Regions from separate parts of the Homo sapiens genome. Here region 2 is linked to region 1. A link is a loop called in an ENCODE intact Hi-C map of the cell type or tissue named here. Cell type or tissue: body of pancreas. All regions are shown on one strand. Each heading gives the region's core, and the rest is flanking DNA. Links, peaks and the distances in the headings are about the cores only. Region 1 overlaps ZNRF1 (zinc and ring finger 1). Region 2 has its middle 6.7 kb from the start of WDR59.

Region 1 (2,807 bases), core at 116-2,615:
TTGGTTTACCCCCCTACACCCCACCACCGGCAGCCTCACCCAAGACTACAGAAACCACACCGGGAGCCGGGCCCCCCTTAGAGGAAGGGGAGATTGGCCAGCCAGCCTGAGGCATGACCACTGCTCCTCTGGTTCTGGTTCTAGTTTTTCCCTTGTCATGGAATTGAGGGGCAGGCCACCTCCTCAAGGGTGCATGTGTTTCTGTATGTGTGCACGTGTGTGTGTGTGTGTGTGTGTGTGTGTGTGTGTGTGTGTAAACTAGAGGCTTTACACCTAAGGCTCTCTTTTGCAAAAGCCAGTCCTTTACCACTGGAGGCAAAGAGAGGCCAGTTGTCTCCAGTCCTTCCAGTGGACTTTGTCTCAACGTGGTGAAGTGCTTTGTTCAGAAACAATGGTCCGGCCCTCTGTGGACCCTGTTCATGTGGTATGGACTCCTCATGTTCAGTCTTTGTCTTTTCTGAAGACCCTAAACCTTCCAGGTAAGAGGAGAGCATTTGCTTCCGGGGGTGTATGTGGAGTGGGCATCCCCAGGCACGCCCAGGGCCTGCTCCAGCTCAGAGAGAGCACAGACCGTGGGCCAAAGCTCAGGAGCTCCAATGTATTCCCCATGATTTGTCATCATCCCAACCTCACCTGCTGCATGTTACCTTTTCTAATTTAAAAAAAGACTTAAGAGTCAGAGGTGTGAGTTCTTGGAATCTTTCTGGAAAGGGGGCGAGGCGGGGCTTTCTTAGTGAAGAGTTTTCTTATGAAGATTCACTAGAACTCCTGGTCACTCCCCTGAAGACTTCCCATTTACACACACACTTTCTGTGGTTGTTGGCACCAATTGCGGAAATTTTTAGAAAATTTATGATGGTTATATAAGATGAAATTTAGTTAACCACTAAAGGAAAAAAGTAGAAACCTCCTAAATGAGGCAGATAGAAAGTAGTATTTTTCTTATTATGAGGGTTGGCCTGAGTGGTGGGTTGGAAGGCCTCCAGTAGCTGCCTGCTAGCTTAGAAAAAACACAACTTAGGAAAGGCGAGACTAGTTTAACTGGTTCAGCTAGTGCCTGGTGCTCCGAGGACAGGCACCTGGCTGGGGAAGTTTGGGAATGTGCTGAGCCCCTGCTGGAGGGGCAGGGAAGGGCGGTTGACTCCAGAGCACCGAATGTTAAACCCCCTGTCCTCCTAAGCGCCTTCCTGGAAGGTGAGGATACTGTATAAGAGGGAGGGGGTTCGTTGGTTTGTTTTTGTGGGTAAGATGGATCAACCCGAATGGGCCTTTTAATTTCTCTCCCTTTCTAACATCTCTGTTTGTGACTCTGAGACTGAGGGACCTTGCCCTAAAGAATACGCATTCAAATTTTGACCCTCGAGTCTCTGGGCTAGCAGAACAAGCGTGGAGGTGGGGGTCTGATTGGTGATGCTCTGAACGGAAGAGCATTGTAATCCTGTGGAGTCGTGGAGATGACCCGCTTTTGACTGGAAGCTTAGGGGTCCTCAGCCCAGGGAGAATCTGGGGGGCGGCAGGTTCATTTGCCAGCAGCACCAAGGAGAGCTCCCCTCAGCTGTGTTCTGGGGGAGCAGAAGCCCATGCTCAGCTTCTTATGTCATGATGCCCTCTTCCTCCCCTCTGCCAAAGGCCATTGCCCCCATCTTTAAGGCTCTTGAGATGCTAAATGTCACACAAGCTGTCTTTTAAAGGCAAGGGAGGCCGGATGCAGTGGCTCACGTCTGTAATCCCAACACTTTGGGGAACCGAGATTGCTTGAGCTCAGGAATTTGAAACCAGCCTGGGCAACATAGTGAGACCCCATTTACTAAAAACAAAAAATTTGTCTGACATGGTGGCAAGCGCCTGTAGTTCCAACTTCTCAGGAGGCTGAGGTGAGAGGATCACTTGAGCCCAGGAGATTGAGGCAGCAGTGAGCTTGATCACGCCACTGCACTCCAGCCTAGGCAACAGAGCTTGACCCTGTCTCAAAAAATAAAATATAAAATAAAAATGTGAGAGGACCTGGCTTCCTGGAAAAGCAGAAATGGCTCCTGCTATAGCCTGCCCTGTGCCTGCAGGCAATTCTTTGTCCCATGTCTCCTCCTCTCAGAGACCCTGTGGTCAGAATGAAAGCACCCTACCCTTTCCCTGCCTGGGGAAACCGGGTGCTGGCCGAGGAGTTTGCCCAGCCTTGCTTGGGGCATTGCCCAGAGCCATTGTTAGATGCTGGATGGGCTGGAGTCAGGCTGGACAGGCTGGAGTCAGACTGCGGAGGTGTCTGTCCTGTTACTCCTCCTACAGGAGGGCGAGGAGGGGCAGGTGACTGCTCACCCAGGGTGTCCAGCTGTTGCTGACCGGCTGCACTGACTGCCAGACTGGCCGCTGCTGGGTGTATGAGGAGCGAAAGCGACTAGGGGAGGCCTGCAAGGCCCTAACACAAGTGGGGAAACCAGGAACAGGTGGCTACAGGAAAGAGGACTGTGGGAGGGAGCTGTAGTGGCCTCAGTAGGAAAGTATGAAGCGCTCCAGGCCTGAGCTTTAGTTGGCTGCCCCCACTATCCTCATTGCGGGTGGCCCAGCTCACCAAAACAATTGCATTGCACTTCAAAGGGCTGGGCAGTTGGATGGGCCGCTGCTGGTAGGCTACACTCTCTGCTCAAGGTCACCCTGTTGCCTGAAGAGCACAGCCCCCCAGATTTCCCAAAAGGGGAGCTGACAAGGCCTGGCATGGGTGGCACTGCCCTGTCCTGTCCCTGGCAGACTGGGCCAGCAGCTCTGCATGCTGAATAGGCAGCAGGACCAGGCACTCCACCGCACCTAGGCTG
Region 2 (2,807 bases), core at 221-2,720, 110 kb before region 1:
TTGATTCAGCCTAAAGAAGCAAGATACCTTGGAGGGGGTGGTTACAGGTCTTAGGTGGAGTCTAAGATTTTCTGATTGGCAATTGGTTAAAAGAGTTCAACTGTGTCTAAAGACTTGAAGTCAATAGAAAGAAATGTTTCAGTTAATATGAGGGACGCTATAGAGACCAAGGTTCTTGTTATGAAGACAAAGTTTCACAGGCATCAGCCTTCAGAGAGAATAGGCAGTAAATTTCTCAGGGCCTTAAAAGGTGTCAATATCAGTTTATCTCTTTAAAAAAAAAAAATTAAGGCCAGGCAAGGTGGCTCACGCCTGTAATCTCAGCACTTTGGGAGGCCAAGGCAGGTGGATCATTTGAGGTCAGGAGTTCCAGACCACATGGTGAAGCCACATCTCTAATAAAAATACAAAAAAAATTTAGCCGGGCGTGGTGGCACATGCCTGCAGTCCCAGCTACTCCAGAGGCTGAGGCAGGAGAATTGCTTGAACCCGGGAGGCAGAGCAGTGAGCCAAGATGGCGCTGCTGCATTCCAGCTTGGGTGACAGAGCAAGACCTTGTCTCAAAAAAAAAATTAGGATGGGGTTTCACTATGTTGCCTAGGCTGATCTCTAACTCTTGGGCTCAAGCGATCCTCCCGCCCCGCTGGCCTCCCAAAGTACTGGGATTGCAGGTGTGAGCCACCACGCTCGGCCTCTTAATCTCTCTTAAATGCAGGAAAGTCTCAGCTGCGTTCTCTACGATGCAAAATTTCCCCCACAACAGAGTGCTTTGAAGAGCCATTTCAAACTACGCCAAAGAAATATATTTTGGGGTAAAATACTTTTATTTCCTTCAGGGTCTGCTGTCTGTTATATGATGCTATACCAGAGTCAGGTTGGAATTCGGTATCTTATTGCCACAAAGCGTCTGTTCTGTCAGTCTTATGATCTCTATTTCAACCTTAACGCTGATCAGTTGTGCCTAAACTCGAAAAGGTGGGGGGTATAATGACCTTCTTTCCCACGATGGCCAGAAATTCAGTTTTTCAGGTTTCTCTGGAGTCCCCTTGGCCTGGGGGAGGGTGGTCCATTCTGTAACTTGGGGGACTTAGGATTTTGCATCTGAATCAGAGGCTGGGGACCACTGAGGGTCCTTTGTCAAGTAGATCCCACTTTGCCACAGAGGATTTATCATGAAACTGTGTTTTTTCAGGACACTTGCTAGCCAAGCGGCAGGAAAGCAGGGTACACAGCAAACCCAGAAATCCAGGGCCTGGGCTGGGCTCTTATCAGCAACTAGCCATGCAATTTGAACATGATCCTTTATCTTTCTAGTCTTCTGTTTGCTCTTCTGCAGAATTTGGAGCTAGCTGACTACTCAGTTCATTTACATCTGGGAACCTTGGACCCTGGCCCTGAGTCCCAGTAATAATTTCCCTCTCTTCATCAATCAACAAATATTTATGAACATGGTCCTGTGCTCAGCCTCCCGGCCATGTGTATTTGGTTACTCATTATCCTGATTTCTCTAAGCTGTCTCCTTTCAAGCAAAACAATAAAATTTAAAGAGCTCCGAGAGGGCCTGGGAGGAAGTTTCTCACTAAAAGGCATTTGTCCACCCCCAGTGGGGTGATAGGGGTGCTGGGGATGCCCTCCAAAGCCATGGGAAACCCTCGCCTTCCTCTGGCTCACAGAAACAGGGAGGTGGACGGGAGTTCCCCACTGCTTCTCAGGAGTAGGCCCTCACAAGCCCTTTCCCCTATTTTCTGAATAGTGAAAGTCCCAGGCTTTCTATAATAGAATAGATATGCACTCGCATTTCCAAAGGGCTTTGGCAGCAAAAATTTTATCAGCTCTTCCTCCTGACTGTTGTGGTAAGTGGATCAGTGGTTTATTGTTAGTACAAAACAAGATAACAGGACATTTTCTTTTCTTTTTTTTTTTTGAGACAGAGTCGCCCTTTGTTGCCCAGGCTGGGGTGCAGTAGCGCGATCTCCGCTCACGGCAACCTCTGCCTCCCGGGTTCAAGCGATTCTCCCGCCTCAGCCTCCCGAGTAGCTGGGATTACAGGCAACTGACACCATGCCTGGCTAATTTTTGTATTTTTACTAGAGACAGGGTTTCACCATGTTGGTCAGGCATGAGCCGCTGTGCCCAGCCATAACAGGACATTTTCTGAGATAGGCTACCATTCGGGGTCCCACAGGGCACCTAAGCTGAGTGCAATCACATTGCACAGAGCAGGGGCTTCACCTTTGCAGTACAAGATCTCAGCTGTTCAGTGGTGCCAGCTATGAGAGAGGTGACTTATAATAATCAGCACACTAGAATGTAAATCTTAAGGCCAAATAATTAATTCACAAAAAGAAATACAGCTGTTAAGTAGATCTAGTCTTTTTCACCCCTTTGGAAAGTATACAGAGAAAACAAAATTGTCATTGGAAGAATTCCTCTGCTGGGTGCAGTGGCTCACACCTGTAATCCCAACACTTTGAGAGGCTGAGACGGGAGGATTGCTTGAGCCCAGGAGTTCAAGACCAGTCTGGGCAACATGGTGAAACCCTGTCTCTAAAAAAATACAAAACTTAGCCAGGCACGGTGGCACGCACGTGTGGTCCCAGCTACTCAGGAGGGTGAGGTGGTAGTATCCCTTTAGCCTGGGAGGCAGAGGTTGCAGTAAGCCCAGATTGCACCACTGCACTTCGAGCTGGGTGACAGAGTTAAGACCCTGTTCTCAAGAAAAAAAAAAAATTCTTTGATGAGCATGTTCACCGTAAAACTTAAGAGCCCAGCTCTGGCCCAGCGTCGTGGCTCACGCCTGTAATCCC

Evidence for each region. A loop is a pair of places that touch in the nucleus more often than their neighbours do. Peaks named below come from ENCODE experiments on the same cell type or tissue, not always from the same donor. Only the 100,000 strongest peaks of a DNase experiment are listed, where the experiment ranks them.
Region 2: a loop joins it to region 1, with 3 times the contacts of the local background. A loop is called at or near these places in 13 of 110 quality-filtered maps.

The regions. Positions count from the first base shown.
Region 1 is chr16:75,095,847-75,098,653 of GRCh38, forward strand. The region is part of intron 2 of ZNRF1 (zinc and ring finger 1); the gene reads left to right. Among named protein-coding and RNA genes, the nearest start is that of LDHD, 20 kb to the right of the region's middle. RefSeq lists enhancers at 1-205, 206-935, 2,662-2,781. In body of pancreas, for the core only: a CTCF peak has its summit at 1,107; a DNase peak (open chromatin) is centred at 1,045; H3K27ac peaks cover 2,353 bases.
Region 2 is chr16:74,990,386-74,993,192 of GRCh38, forward strand. No RefSeq gene overlaps it. Among named protein-coding and RNA genes, the nearest start is that of WDR59, 6.7 kb to the left of the region's middle. In body of pancreas, for the core only: no CTCF peak of the experiment used is centred there; a DNase peak (open chromatin) is centred at 1,396; H3K27ac peaks cover 2,311 bases.